Regions from separate parts of the Homo sapiens genome. Here region 1 is linked to region 2. The links are chromatin loops, found by intact Hi-C in ENCODE. Cell type or tissue: mammary epithelial cell. All regions are shown on one strand. Region 1 overlaps RIPK4 (receptor interacting serine/threonine kinase 4). Region 2 overlaps C2CD2 (C2 calcium dependent domain containing 2).

Region 1 (8,000 bases), 180 kb before region 2:
TTTTTAGACATTTTCGGTCACACCACAAAATATCATGAGTAGCCCAGAAATGTCTTTAGAGGAAAAGGGAATCTGTCCAACAAAGCTAAAAAGTCCTGGATTTTTATGATAAGTAAGTCAAGGTGTGACAACTTTGAGGATGGTGTTCGGAATGGTGGCTGCCTGGCTGGGGAAGCAAACACCACAGCTCTCAAGCTGGGCAGGGGTGCCACTCCTGCAAGCAACTCCATGGCACTGAGCAGCTCTGGAGGTTGGCTGCGCAAGCACGCGGGTACATGTAATGCTCCTGAACTGTATGCTTCACACGGCTGACATGCTAAGTTTTGTTCTGTGTATTTTATGACTATTTTTTTAAAAAGTAAACAAAAAAGAATTAGCTGGAAATACCAGCACAGGCAAACCCCTGGAGACAGAAAGCAGGTGAGTGGTTGCTGGGGCTTGAGCAGGAGGAAGGGCGAGGGACTGCAGAATGGCCATGGGCTTTGCCTTCTAGCATGATGAGAATGTTCTGGAATTAGACAGTGGTAACGCTTGTTCAACACTGCCAGTGTAGTTAATGTCACTGAATTATACACTTTAAATGGCTAACATGACCAATTTTATGTTATATATATTTTACTACCACAAAAAAACTAGCTGGCACCTAAAAACATTCCATTGAACAGGCCCCTTCAGATCTGTGTCTTTTCCTGCATGCAAATTACACCACAGAGCAGCACCTATGGCAGCGTGGATCACAGGCTCTGTTTTAGGATAGAGAAAGGACAACAAGGTGTCCCCCCATTATTCCAGGAAAGACAAGCACATTACACCTCAAAGACAGGTCCACTCACCTGCAAACGGCTTCTTCTGTGTGAGCACGCCCCAGATGACGATCGCAAAGCTGGAAGAGAAACCAGGCACGTTAGCATCTGACAGCCAGAGACTCAAAGCCAAATGCACTCATGCACAGCAACAGGCGTGAAGACACCTGTTCTGAAGCCTTCCAAAGACAGAGCCATGACACCGAGATATTTCTCCTGTTTTTAAAAAGAGAAAATTCTCTATAGTGAAGCCCAGCATGTTGATAGCTCAGATGTCAGACAGACTCAAGTAACTTCGCCAACTGGGCTACAATCTTCAGGCAGCTTGAGGGACTTCCAAAGAGGGTGCCACCCTATGCGGGGCGTGAGCTCCTGGGGAACAGCGCCTGTGTGCCTCACTGATATCTTCTCGCAAGCACCAGGCACAGAGCACCTGCGCAGGCATTTACTGAAGAAATGGATGAATGAATGATGGGCAACTCCCATGCCCTCCCCCAACAATGATTTCATTCTCTGAAAACACGGATTCTGGTTCTGATCAGCGTTCCTAACGTAGGCTTGCTGAGATTTCAGCGTTCCTAACAGAGGCTCACTGAGAGTTCATCATTAGAGGGTTGTTAAAGAAAGTGCGCAGAAAACGTAGGAGACAACACAGCTGAACGCCCCAAAGCCTTTTTCGGGGGCTGCTTAGAAATATATAGATAATATGAGGGATACGTTCATGTACATTACTCTGGATACACCAAAAAAAGTGCCCAAATTGATTAAAAAAAAAAAAAAAAAAAAGAAAAGAAAAACAGAAGTCCGAAAACTGAGCCTCCAAGGAGCACTGAGTTGGTGAGGGCTGTTTATAGACAACGAATTCACCATCGAAAATTAGTTCAAACGGCAGGTTCAAAAGCTGGAACTCCAAACTCTAAAATAAATGGAGAGGATCTCAATCTCCCCAAACTCTACAAGCTGTGACTAGTCTCCAAAGTGACACTTCCAGGCAACTCTCAGCTTAAAGCCCCAGCTAAGCACATGCACAATGGCCACTGTCAAACCAGTCAGCCTGGGCTGCTGGCGGCGGCAGTGACCAAAAGGCAGAGCTCACATGCGGGGTCCGAGTCACAGTGCTGCTGGATAACAGCCACAATGGGAGGCTTAGTGCCTGCTCACACGCTCCCACCCACTTTTCTTCTCCAAGAAGTCTGTGTGATTAAGACCTTTACAATTTGAAAAAGGAAGGGACTAGGTGACTTGGGGATTGATCTCTGACCAACAAAGGTTAAGTGCCATGAAGAAGATGAGCTGCTCGCCTCACAAAATCAGAGTGAATTTCGGAAAGTACAAACACACATGCGTACAGACCACTGAAAGCAGCAGGTTCTTCCAACAGACAAGCCATAAAGCCCACGGGTCATGAAATCACCAAGGCTCTGACAGGGCAGGGCTGTCAGCCTGGCCCAAATGTGGACCTGGGAACACCCTTCCTCCTTGGCTAGCAACACTCACAGCAAAGAAATCCCTGAACTCTACAAGCACCCACCCCTTCTATGTGGACTTAGCCCCCTTTCTGTTTGTTTGTTTTTTAGACAGGGTCGCGCTCTGTTGCCCAGGCTGGAATGCAGTGGTGCAATCATGACTTACTGCAATCTCCACCTCCCGGGCTCAAGCAATCCCCCAACCTCAGTCCCGAGTAGCTGGGACTACAGGTGCACGCCACCAAGCTGGGCTAATTTTTGTATTTTTTGTAGAGATGAGGTTTCACCATGTTGCCCAGGCTGGTCTCAAACTCCTGGGCTCAAGTAATCCTCCTGCCTCGGCCTCCCGCAGTGCTGGGATTACAGGCGTGAGTCACCGCGCCTGGCCCGAGCCCCATTTCTGACTGGCAGCAAGAGGCCTTTCTGAAAGCTGCAGCTCAGGGCATGAAGCATTGAGGTTGAGAGCCCCTGGCACCCACAGGGGATGGGGGGCGGCATGTCACACACCTGTATACATCGTGCTTGGTGTCGAAGAGCCGGCTCTTCTCCCTGATGCGCTCTGGAGGGAGGTAGGCGATTGTGCCAAACAGGCCATCCATGCTGAGGTCATGCGAGTGGGACAGCCCGTTGCACTTGGCCAGACCAAAATCAGAAATCTGCAACACAGCCATCAGAGCGGGGCTCATTAGCCTGCAACAGTGATATTTTATGATGCTTTATCAAAAGCTCCCTTCTGCAATCTCAGAGGGTGGGTGAGAGCTTTCCAGGAGCCCCTAAGAGCCGTGTCTGTGCCTCTCCAGGTAGCCCTGCCCCAGGCAGGGAGGGAGACAGATTCTGGGGCAGAAGCAAGCCTGGAGGCATTAGGAGCAGCACATTTGACGGGCAGGTGAAAGAATCGTACTGTAAGGAAGGAGTTATCCGGGACAGAACTGCAGAAGAATTAGAATCCACCTTCTGTAAAGCATCATGTTTGCCATGGTGGTTGAGAGCCGGCTGAGCCGGCATAAAGGGAAAAAAACAAGCCTTCGAGGGTTCAGGTAAAGAGAGACACATGTGAAGACCAGGTCTGCTCCTAGAGAAGTCGGGGAGCAGGTTATGCAACCTGCCAGCTGGGGAGGCTGGCGGGCAAGTGGCTGCAAGTCCTTTAAAGGGAAACACAGAAACACACCTTCAGAAGCCCTTTAAACTTTAAAGCAAACAAAACACACGCCTCAGAGCCCCGTCCATCTGGAGTGTTTTGTGATCAGCAGACACTGGCTGGCTGCTTCAAACACATGTGTTCGAGTGAAGGTCTGATAAACACCTCTGCTGGCAGCGCCCGGGCCCCAAGGAGCACCGGCCACCCAGCTCCTCCAGGAATGCCCTCAACGTCCGCATTCAGGGGAGGCAGGTCTCAGGTCTCCTTCGGGCAAAGGTGACCTTGGAGCTCACTGGGGAGACTTCACAGACCCCCGGTCTGACCTCTCTCGGGGGCATCCCCTTTCCTGCCAGTGTCCTACCCTCTCCAGTGTAACTCAGTCCCCTTTGAAGCTGCTGAAAACCGTATGTGGGATGAAGACACAAGTCATCAGCATTAATGGGACTCTTGATCCAGGGGGAGTGCTGCTCTCAACTTTCCTTCAAGGCATATGGATTTTTTTAAAAACCCTTTTCATTAACTCTTGAGCTCCTCTCAAACACACCCATGGAGTGACAGGAAATGAGGCTGAGTCAGGCCTTAATTCTGGGCTGGCCATGCCCATGTGGTGAGCCAATAGGGCTGCTGTCATCAGCACCAAACAGCTGGGAGAATTTATGACCTGTGACTCGGGCTTCCAGGGATCCTGAGCACATCTGCAGGGAGGTAGGGGGGAAGGCCTGCGAGCAGGGACCGGCCCTCCTTCTCTGCAGCCAGGAGCACCAGGACAAGGCCTCGACTCCAGCGGCTCTCATGTCCTCCCACTTCCATTTCTCCCAGGGCCTTCAGGCCTGCACCGCCCTTGAGAGCCACACTCTGCACTCCAGGGAAAGCGCCAGCTCCCCAGAGGAACGCCATCACCCGACCCTGCAAACCCCGGCGGCTGCTGGACGCTGGGACACAACAACGGGTCCTAACTCTCCAAATAGCTCCAGAGCACAGGAAGTTTCAGTTCAACAGTCATCAGTGGCTTGAAAGCCTTCAAATTCAGAAATGGGCTGAACAATGAGAACACATGGACAGAGGGAGGGGAACATCACACGCCGGGCCCTGTCGGTGCGTAGGGGAAGAGGGAAGGGAGAGCATTAGGACAAACACCTAATGCATGCGGGTCTTAAAACCTAGGTGATAACCTAGATGGTGGATGGGTGCAGCAAACCACCATGGCACATATAAACCTATGTAACAAACTGGCACATTCTGCACATGTATCCCGGAACTAAAAGTAAAATAAAAAATAATAATAAAAATAAAGAAAGCATCACATACTTTCTAGGCAATTCCTCCTCCCCCTGTATGGTTGAATGTAGGAAAAAAATATCTCCCTCCCACGGTTAGTTAAGGATCAGACTCACTGTTCTAATCTTGCCTGTACAAGTTAGTAGCTCCGTGGCCCTGGACTATTAGCCTCTCTGTGCCTGTTTCCTTTTTTCATAAAAGGAGGCAATAGCAGTACCCATCCTGTAGCTTTGTTGTGAAAATTAAATGACATCTGAGATCATTAAGAAAGAAAAGAAAAGAAAAGAAAAACGACAGGGGTGCAGAGATCTCAGCCTGGTGCTTCCCCAGGCCTGCAGCCTTTTCTCCTCCTGTCTTTGTCAGATAGAGCCAGCCACTCCAAACTATACTTGGTGAAAAGAAAACGAGCAGAAATTCTCTGTAAAACCTCTGGCAACAAAATGCAAGCTCGGAATTGAGAATTCTAGGAGGGTCACTGACCCTCTATGTTCTCCTCCCTCCATGTCTCGGACTCCTGGCCGGCTGCATTTCCCCTCCGCCTTTCCTCATCTTCCCACCCAAGCTGCCCCTCACCCCGTGTCCTCAACAGCGAGCTACTGTGGCATCCACTCTGACCAGCAAATGCTTCAAGAGTTACAAACACTCTCATCAGCACCCGACTCTGCATCTCCAAGAGCTGAGGGCTCACAGCTGCCCCCAAGCACATGGCCCTTCAACTTCAAGGTCCAGCTGTCAAGACTAAGAAAGCAGCCTGCCGGGGTTTTGCTGCCTCTAAAAGAAAGACACAGCAGAACGTGACCCGCGTGTGACCCTTTGAAAAGCGTCTGTTTTGGGCTAACTGGACATATAAATGCAGCCTGAGATTTTAAACCAAGTTATTTCATTTTTAAGTTGAAATTGATTCCAACTAGTATCTTAATATTGGTATTTAGTATATGTAATGTTGAATAATATCAAGCATTAATTTGATACTATTACTTTGTATACTATTTACATTTAACTGCTTCATGAAGTAGACAGTTGCTGTGATATTTCCAGTTTGAATCGAGCCCTGAGCACTGAGGGAGCCCATCTCAGAGGCGAATGGCAGCACTGGAATGGCAACTTAGGATCTAATTGCAGGATTCTGGATTACAGTTTTCCTGCATTGAATAACTGTCTACTGAGGACTGCCCAGAAGCCCAGTGGTCAGTCCATGCAAAGCTTCCACACTTCGTCTTCAGGAACAAAGGCGCTGACTCTCAGAACCCCGACACACACTCCCTGCTGCACTCTACGCACACCAGTAGCTATTTCACAGAAAAAATAAGTATGTCACGTAAAGGTATTTTTCGGTTTGTTTTTGGGCTTCTTGATGGTGACTAACATGCCTGATTAAGAAGGACGCCACACAAAAGCAATCTTTCCTGCGGCCTGTCAGGGTACACAGGGCCCTAAGATGTCCCAGGGGCACCACACAGAGATGTCCTGTCACTTCCTGGCCAGCACCCAGCGTGCCTTCGACAGCAGCCTCCCTGAGAAAGCAGTTCCAGGCAGCATCCGCCCCCTGCAGCTGTCCTGAAAGACAGGGAAGCCCTGCTGCCTGCTGCCCCTGCAGGAAGGCCCAGAGCTCTCTGCGTCTCTTGGGCTGTTTCCTTCACCTAAAGGCTCTGCTGCTGCCTGCCCCGACTCCTGAGGGCAGAAAAGCCCCACCCTGTGTGAAGGCCCAGCCCCAGGAGCACTCCCACCCCCTCCCACAGGGCCGCCTCTAGGCCCAGCCTGCGGGCCACACACCCTGCCCCCAAGTGACTGCTACGTGCAGTGGTCATTTGGTTTCTTTCATGTCAAGCACAGTGGCAGGCCAGGTGGAAATCAAGGTCTCTGCTCCGTGACTTACAGCTGGACGATCCTGGCTGCTAATTTACTCACTCTAAGCAGAGACTCAGCGAGAACCAGAGGCCACCGTCCACTCTGCACCTCTGCTCTGAGGATGAGGGCAGCTCCCGCAGGTGAAGCCTCTAGCATGTCCTTTCCGGTATTCAGTGCACGTTGGACGGCAGAGCTTACTAGTCATTAGGGCCCCAGAGCCTGTGCTACCTAGAAACAAGCCCGTAAATGTTGGCGGGAATGGGGGGTCCGCATGTGAGGCCCAGCCCTGCCCATCACAGGAAACGGGAATCCCAGGGGTCCCAGAACATAAGCAGATGCGGGAAACCACCAGAGAGCCCGTTCAAGCCAAGTCATTTGATTTTTGTCTCCATTATCTCAATTTCCTACTTCACTTCGCAGGACGGTGCTTCATCTTCTAGCTGAAATCTTATTACTGCGCAACACCTACCTAAGAGACAACTTATAATTACTGCCCGAAGTGAAAAATTGACCTCCTCACCACCGCCCTGGCTGAGCAAGGCACGCGAGATGCACTCGTCCGCAGAGTCTGGGCACAGGGAGCGGCCGTGCGCATGCCATACGAGCCACCGCTCCCGTCCCACCCAAGAGCTCAGGGGCAGGGCCGGGCCCTGAATTCAGGTCTCTCCTAATTAATGGTCAGGCCATCAGAGAGGCCTGGAAGTGCTGTGCCACCAGGAACAGTAGCACAGCCAAGCCAGGCAGGGGACTCCTCTGCTTGTCCCCTGCATGAACTACATGGATCCGGACCATGGCTCTCGGCTCCTTCTCACTCCCAGGGCAGACACCAGTGTCATGTGGACCAGCCTATCACCCTGGGCCTCCCAAGAGCATGTGAACATCACCACGTGGGGAAAAACTACAACGCGCCAGGTGTAACCACCACATGTCAACGACAGTACAACCCTAGCCACGAAGGCCATCAAAGGAGATACAAGGAAATACAGCCCTGATGCAAAGGTGATGATGCTAACACCTGCCAAGGCCCAGAGGCAACACTGGTTTTCAGTTACATTATCTCTCTTACTTTTCTGTGTTTCAAAAACCTATCAGCGAAGCAAAAGCAAGCTCCATCTCCCAGGCGTTGCACTAACGCAACACGCTGCCACTCCGCACTCTACGCAGGGGCAGACAGAGGCAACGAGCCCCTCCTCACAAGCCTCTTTCCACAGCACTTTGAGGACCCCACTGCAGAGGACCCCCACATTCCCACCACCCCGAGCTCCTGAAAACACTGAGGGAAATGCGTCCCTTTGTTGCAGAGCCTAAGGTCTCGCAAGGACACACCTGGCCCACGGGCTGAATTCTAACCTGATTTCATAAGACCAAAACCCACAAACCCGTAATCTTTTTCCGGAATGAGTCATATGCCAAGATTTGGGGGAACAGCCCCCATGTTCACCAAGCTACCCTCCAGCTACATGGCGT
Region 2 (8,000 bases):
TAAAAAGTAAAAAAAAAAAAAAGTAATAAAAATGCAAAAAGATCACACTAATGGCATGGTTTATTTTGTGCTGTGGTTGGAGCTAGATTCTGGAGGCCAAATGAGGTTCACTCTGGCCTCTGCTGCGTCAGAGCTCCATACCTTGGCCAAGTGACTGCACCTCTCTGCCTCAGTTTCTCCTTCTGTACAGTGGGATGATGCTTCTGACACAGGAGCATGGTGAGCTCTCATGAGAAGGGATACAAGCTCTATACCCAGGGCCTGGGCACACCTGATGCCATCACATGCCACAACGTGTGCCATGCGGGGTACTGCACGGGCACAGGCCTGCCCTGCTTCCCACAGCCCTGCACGGGAGGGGCCCCTACACAACAGACACAGACCCTGTGGCTCAGAGAAAGAAGGAAGTGCCCTAAACGAGCCCAGATCCAATCAGGGTCTCCCTGGCTTCTGAGATGGGCCTTTCCCCAGACTAGGTGGGTTATAACTTTTATTTAAAACTTTCAGTTCCAGCTGATGGTTATACCATTGGGAGCCTCCATTTACTTAGAAATGAAACTGAAAACAGACAACTAAAGCATGTCCAGGACTCCTGGCTCCACACCATGCCAGGCGACATCACTCAAGTCTCCAAAGATCACCAAGTGTCCAGCTCAGCTCCTGCCCTCATCAGCAAGTTTTCCAAATGAAAGTTACGTTGAAAGCCACAGTTACCATACTGTAACCAGAATTCAGGCAGTGGCTGCTAGCAGAGTATGATGAACAAGAGCAGGTCTGGTATAAAGACAGTGACTTTGCATTCCAAAGCTTAGCTTAGGGGAAGAACAGGCTTCTGCCTTAAGGGTACCCCTTTGCTTTTGGGGCAGAAAGCAGGCACTTTCAAAAGGGGGCTTGGCATGAATGTCATGAAAGGGAGGAAGCGAGCAGGTGAGGGTTCACCTAACTTGCTTTGGCGCCTTATCTATTGAGTGTCCAAGCTGGTGACCAGTGGTGCCTTAGTGGACAGGACTAGATTGTAACAGCCGAAACTCTTCCGGTGGGAGAGAGTTTCATCATGGGCACACTCTGGGTTATAAATCGACTGTTCTCTCTCCAGGCAACCTCCTGGTGGGTGAGGGTTTCATTCTGGAGCACCTGAGCACATGGTTAGGTAAGCTTTCCCGGTAGGCAGTTTCTGGTGAAAGGGAGGTAAGAGGCTATAATTGCATTTCTGAAGGGCTAAGTAAAAAGTGGGGAGCAGGGGGAAGTGGAGAAAGAAAAGAGAAAAAAATAATAATAAACCAACAATAACTCATACTCTTTTTCTTAGAAAATGGGGGTATTCAGGGCCAGGCACAGTAGCTCACACCTGTTATCCTAGCACTTTGGGAAGCCGAGGTGGGCGGATCAAGAGGTCAGGAGATCGAGACCATCCTGGCTAACATGGTGAAACTCCATCTCTACTAAAAATACAACAAATTAGCCGGGCGTGGTGACACGTGCCTGTAGTCCCAGCTACTCAGGAGGCTGAGGCAGGAGAGTCACTTGAACCCGGCAGGCGGAGGTTGCAGTAAGCCAAGATTGCGCCACTGCACTCCAGCCTGGGCAAGAGAGTGAGATTCTGTCTCAAAACAAAACAAAAAAAAAAAGAAAGAAAGAAAGAAAATGAGGGTATTCGGTTACAATATTTCCTAAAAGAAATGCAACTCTTTTTCAGTGAGTGACCTGTCACAGCACAGTTCCTAAGCCCTGATTCACATTCATCTTTTTACTGATGTGTGGACCTCAGACCCCCAGGGAAGGGGTCATGAAAAGCTTCTGAACCCCCACGTGCCAGGGAAGGGCTGTGGCTGAACCTGCGGGGGAAGGGCTGGCTCTCAGGTGGCTTGAGATATGGAAATAGGAATTTCCTCCTTCTAGGTCAAACATTCTGGAGCAAACCTCTCCCAAGACATGAGGAAAGACAACATAGGTAGAAACTTGTTACTCTTGTGTAAGAAGGTAATTGAAGTCTAGGAGAAATAAATGCACTCGGTGCATGTTGGGACTAGAAGAGAATGCAGAGAGAGCCCCGGAGAAAAGTTTAAAGGCCATGCTCTGCTGCCTCCAAGCCAGCCCTCACTGGAGCCTGCTCACAGCAGCCGTGGGCAGGAGCGTGCTTCCACACCCGGTCTGAGCAGATACCCTGCAAGGCAGGCACCCAGGAGAATTCCCTTAGGAAAATGCCACAGCCCTGCAGGGCCTGCTGCCTGTGATAAATATGTGTTTGGTCTTTGTTCCTGATGCCTGGCACAAAGCTCTGAAAACCCTTGGAATCTCCCGAGAGATAAGAGCGTCTTTTGAGAAGAGTGTCTTTTTTTTTTTTTTTGAGACGGAGTCTTGCTCTGTCGCCAGGCTGGAGTGCAGTGGCGCAATCTCGGCTCACTGCAACCTCTGCTTCCCAGATTCAAGCAATTCCCCTGCCTCAGCCTCCCAAGCAGCTGGGACTACAGGCGCGTGCCACCACGCCCAGCTAATTTTTTGTATGTTAGTAGAGACGGGGTTTCACCATGTTGGCCAGGATGGTCTTGATCCCCTGACCTCGTGATCCACCTGCCTCAGCCTCCCAAAGTGCTGGGATTACAAGCGTGAGCCACCATGCCTGGCCAAGTGTCTTTTATATGCTGACAAAAGGGCTGTTGGGGGGGACCCCAGATAGCACCAGGATGGGGGCTGGTCACTTGAGAAACTTTGAGCCCCACCTCCAGCATCCCACTACCCCACCTCCAACATCCCACCACTCCACCTCCAACATCCCACCACCCCACCTCCAGCATCCCACCACCCCACCTCCAGCATCCCACCACCCCACCTCCAGCATCCCACCACCCCACCTCCAGCATCCCACCACCCCACCTCCAGCATCCCACCTCCCCACCTCCAGCATCCCACCTCCCCACCTCCAGCATCCCACCACCCCACCTCAAGCATCCCACCACCCCACCTCCAGCATCCCACCACTCCACCTCCAGGGAGGGCAGAGGGGCTAGAGGTCGCATTCAATCACCTATGGCCAATGATGTAATCCATCATGCCTAGCGAATGAATCCTCCATAAAAACCCTGAAAGGATGGGTTTGGGGAGCTTCCAAGGTGGTGAATACATCAAGGTGCCGGGCGGGTGGCTCGTCCAGGCAGGGCATGAAGCTGCTGGAGTCCCTGCCCTCCCCCTCCGCCCGCCTAAGCATCCCTTCGATGTGGCCGATCCTGAGTCATATCCTTCACAATAAACTAGTAATAGTTAGTAAACTGTTTTCCTGAGTTCTGTGCTATGAGCCGCTCTAGTAAAATATGTGAACCTCAGTGGGGTGGGTTGGGGAAGTCTGCCATCTACAGATAGTCAGAAGAACGGGGGCAACCCGGAGCTTACGCCTGGTGTCTGAAGTGGGGGCCGTCTTGCGGGACCTAGCCCTGGGCCTTTGGGATCTGTGTTAAGTCTGAGTAATGTCAGAATGGAGTTGAACTGTAGGACACCCAGTTGGCACCAGAGTTGAAGAACTGATAATCGGTGTGAGAAAAACCCCCACACATTTGGTGTCCAAAGTGTTGTGAGTAAACATAGTTGAGACTGCTCCTGGCCGCAGCCGCGGCTGGGCCGGGTGTGGACTCTGCACTTATCTATCGTTGGTCCTGTGGGATGACTCAAGCTGCTCCAAGTTCTGGAAGACCGCACTCTGTGTAGACTATGCAGAGAGGGTTTTGCAGATGAACCAGATATTTGCAAAGGTGATGACTTGGACACACCGAGGCCTTCAGGGTGGCAGGAGAAAGTCCAAGAAAAAGGCATCCAGTGGGCACGGCAGCCAGTTTCATTGGGAGAGGGACCCACAGGGAGACTCCAGATGGAACACCAGTCAGGGGTTTGTCGGCGGAGAGGAGGTGGGGAGCTCAGGCCAGCCAGTCCTCGGCCTTATCCTTCCGATCAGAGATGGCATTACATAACAGACAGGCTGGGTTCCGGCGGCCTTGTCCCTGTCTTGGCTCAAATGCCAACCACATGTCCCTTGTCAAGGCTGAGTTAGAAAGATAGGAAGAGGCAACCTGACACCAAAGTGTGAGCTTTGAAAGGGAGGGGCGATGCCCTGGAATGAGAAGTTCCTGTTTCTTTTCTACCTCTTATTTGTCACAGGTCCTCAAGTTCTGTTACAGTTTTTTTTTTTCCTTCTCAAGAATTATGCCCAGCTGAGGGAACACGAGGCGGTGCAGACACGGAATTAGGTGTAAATTTGGAGACCATGGGGGTGTGTGGCTTAGATACCAGAGAAGAGGAACACCACTGTGAACCCGCTGCCCTACACGGCAGTTCTAGGGCTGAACTCACCGAACAGTGTTAACAAAAAGAGGCCTTGCTGTCTTATCATTTTTATTTAACGCACGAACATTAAGCAGTGTCTCACCCTGGACATTTTACAAGAGATTAAGCTGGCTGGATGCCTTTGCAAAAACAGTGCCCTAAAAATGTGTCATGTTTGGCCAAGATGCTCATCCAAGAATGGAAAAGGCCATGTACACAATCCAAGCACCCGAGGGTGTTCTACTCCCAACTGACCCTTCCCAGGAGCCCGGGCAGATCCCAACAGGACTTCCTCCTTGTGGGTATGCATAGGATCCAGGCTGGCAAGAGCGACCAGGCTCCTCCTCCCGCACTCACAGCCCCGTGAAAGGGGAGGGGAGGGGAGGGAACCCGTCTACTCAACTGGTGGGCTCACCCCACCTCAAAGGACAGTGTGAGCCACAGCCACGACAAGGCAGTGGCAAGGGCTCCTTTCCTCATTTGGCCACAAAAACATAAAAGTCAAGAGCTACGTGGAAAATTGTTGCAAAACAAAACAAGAGTCCGTGTGTGTGTGCTTTTCCTCCGGCAGGAAAAAGCTTCCGAGAACACTGTTAACAGCAGCCTCATCCCAGCAGGCGGCAGCAGGAGATAGATGGTTAAAAAAAAAAAAGTTTGGACATTTTTATTTTTAACTTTTTAATGACCATGAACTATTTCTGTAATTATATCAAAACAAATACAATTTAATCATCCACTTTCACCAGGTGAGGTGGCTCACACCTATAATCTCAGCACTTTGGGAGGCAGAAGACGATGGATTACTTGAGCCCAGGAGTTCAAGACCAACCTGGGCTACAAAGTGAGACCCCATTTCTACAGAAAAAATAAAAAAACTAGCCGGGCATGATGCTGCATGTCCGTAGTCCCAGCTACCGGGGAGGCTGAGGCAGGAGGACTGTTGAGCCCAGGAGGTGGAGGCTGCAGTGAGCAGTGTCTGTGCCAGTACACTCCAGCCTAGGCGACAGAGTGAAACCCTGTCTCAAAAAATAAAAAACAGTCCACTTCCTAAGGCTGCTTTTCTGACACTATGTATCAAGATCCTGAAACATGTGCTAGTCCACTTCCTAAGGTTGCTTTTCTGACAATATGTATCAACATCCTTCAAAATGCACGTACTCTTTCTCAAGTACCTCTACTCTTCTACTTCTAGGAACAGTGAGGAAATAAACACATGAGCAAAAATAACAACAGAGGTAGGAGAAAATATTGAGCCCCGCACAGGCTTGGCATTGCTCCATGTGCTGTACCTGTGGTAACTCACTCCATCCTCATAGCCCGTCTAGGGGGTGGACAGTATCCTCTACCTTTACAGGTGAGAAGCCGAGCCACACAGAGGAAGAGAAAGAACGGAGCAAGGAACCATGCTCCTAACCAGGACAACACGGCTGCTGCTTCACAGCCTTGCCTCGTTTTTTTTTTTTGCTTGTTTGTTTGTCTGTTTGTTTGTTTTTTCTGTTTTTCCCGAGTAGAGTCTGGCTTTGTCGCTCAGGCTGAAGTGCAGTGGCACCATCTTGGCTCACTGCAACCTCCACCTCCCAGGTTCAAGCAATTCTCCTGCCTCAGCCTCCCAAGTAGCTGGGATTACAGGCGTGCACCACCATGCTCGGCTAATTTTTGTATTTTTAGTAGAGACGGGGTTTCACCATGTTGGCCAGGCTGGTCTCGAACTCCTGACCTCGTGATCCACCTGCCCTGGCCTTCCAAAGTGCTGGGATTACAGGTATGAGCCACCGCGCTGGCCAGCCTTGACTCTTATGTGTTCATTCATTAGAATTTTAGGGGAATTTTAGTAACATGGGGGAAAGAATATAAATGGAATATAGTGTAAATTGTAGCAAAAAATAAATGCAGAAGCAAAAGACTGGCAATGCACACCAACACATGAACAGAGCTAATCACCAGTTCATGCAACTACTGTGTGTTTTTATTAAATATTCTTCTGTGTCTTTCAAGTTTTCATCAATGAACTCGTATTGATTTTATGATAATAGCGGAATTCCTATGTTTGAGACAGAATGGAACCATGGCAGCCTGAGGTCTGAACTTGCCAGAGTGTGGGAGTATCTGCAAACTGCAGCATGCCCGTCTGTGCTTGCTGAAGCCTGACCCCCACAGCCAGAAAAGTTCTGACACTGAGGGCCGGGCGCGGTAGATCATGTCTGTAATCCCAGCACTTTGGGAGGCCGAGGTGGGTGGATCAAGTGGATCAGCCTGGCCAACATGGTGAAACCCCGTCTCTACTAAAAATACAAAAATTCACAGGGCGTGGTGGTGCACACCTGTAATCCCAGCTACTCGGGAGGCTGAGGCAGGAGAATCACTTGAACCTGGGAGGCAGAGGTTGCAGTAAGCCAAGGTCGCGCTCCAGCCTGGGTAACAGAGCAAGACTCTGTCTCAAAAAAAAAGTCCTGACACCTTGAATGGTGCTGGGAAAACTGGCTATCCACGTGCAGAAGAATGAAATTAGACCCTTATCTCACACATATATAAAAATCAACTCAAAATGCATGAAAAACTTAAATGTGAGACCAGAAACTATAAAACTACTAGAAAAAAAAACATAGAAGGAAAGCTTTAAGACACTGGATTGGGCAATGATTTTTTTTTGGTATGATCCCCAAAACACAGGCAACAAAAACAAAAACAGACAAATGGGACTGCACCAAAACTAAAAACTCTGCACATCCAAGGAACCATCAACGGAGTGAAGAGACAACCTACGGAATGGAATCCCATATTTACAAGCCATTTATCTGATAAGCGGTTAATATCCAAAATAAATAAACAACTCAAGTAACTCAACAGCAGGAAAACAAATAACCCAATTAAAAAATGGGCAAAGGATCTGAATAGATGTTTCTCCTTTAGATGGCCAACAGGTCTATGAAAAAGGGCTCAACATCACTAATCATTAGGGAAATGCAAATCAAAGCCACAAGGAGATATCACGTCAAACCTGTGAGAATGGCTATTAGCAAAAATATGAGCAATAACAAGTGCTGGTAAGGATGTGGAGAAAAGGGAACCCTTGTATGCTGTTGGTGACAATGTAAATTATTCCGGCCATTACAGAAAACAATATGGAAGCTCCTTTAAAAATTAAACAGAGAACTACCATATGATCCAGCAGTCCCACTACTGGGTATACTGTTAACCCTTGAACAACGTGGGTTTCAACTGCACAGGTCCACTAATACATAGATTTTTTCCCACCTCTGCCACCCCTGCTACAGCATGACCAACCCCTCCTCTCCCTCCTCCTCAGCCTACTCAACGTGAAGACGATGAGGATGAAGACCTTTATGATGATCCACTTCCACTTAATGAATGGTAAATAGATTTTTTTCTTCCATATGATTTTCTTTTCCTTTTTTTTTTTTTTTTTTTTTTGAGACGCAGTCTTGCTCTGTTGCCAGGCTGGAGTGCAATGGTGCGGTCTCGGCTCACTGCAACATCCACCTCCTGGGTTCAAGCAATTCTCCTGCCTCAGCCTCCTAAGTAGCTGGGATTACAGGCACACACCACCATGCCTGGCTAATTTTTGTACTTTTAGTAGAGATGGGGGGTTTCACCATGTTAGCTGGGCTGGTCTTGAACTCTTGACCTCGTGATCCACCTGCCTCACCCTCTCAAAGTGCTGGGATTAT

The links. Hi-C counts contacts between places; a loop is a spot of excess contacts. Peaks named below come from ENCODE experiments on the same cell type or tissue, not always from the same donor. Only the 100,000 strongest peaks of a DNase experiment are listed, where the experiment ranks them.
Region 1: a loop joins it to region 2, with 5 times the contacts of the local background. A loop is called at or near these places in 2 of 110 quality-filtered maps.

The regions. Positions count from the first base shown.
Region 1 is chr21:41,748,321-41,756,320 of GRCh38, forward strand. It overlaps RIPK4 (receptor interacting serine/threonine kinase 4), which reads right to left. Exons shown (of 8, transcript NM_020639.3): 3 at 2,777-2,925; 4 at 834-883. Among named protein-coding and RNA genes, the nearest start is that of MIR6814, 5.5 kb to the left of the region's middle. RefSeq lists an enhancer at 4,521-5,312. In mammary epithelial cell, a CTCF peak has its summit at 3,374; DNase peaks (open chromatin) are centred at 3,441, 4,031 and 7,932; H3K4me3 peaks cover 254 bases; H3K27ac peaks cover 864 bases.
Region 2 is chr21:41,929,095-41,937,094 of GRCh38, forward strand. The region is part of intron 2 of C2CD2 (C2 calcium dependent domain containing 2); the gene reads right to left. Among named protein-coding and RNA genes, the nearest start is that of SNORA91, 15 kb to the right of the region's middle. RefSeq lists an enhancer at 544-623. In mammary epithelial cell, CTCF peaks have their summits at 3,349 and 4,908 (motif pointing right); DNase peaks (open chromatin) are centred at 1,997, 3,187, 3,607, 4,737 and 1 weaker place; H3K4me3 peaks cover 399 bases; H3K27ac peaks cover 4,590 bases.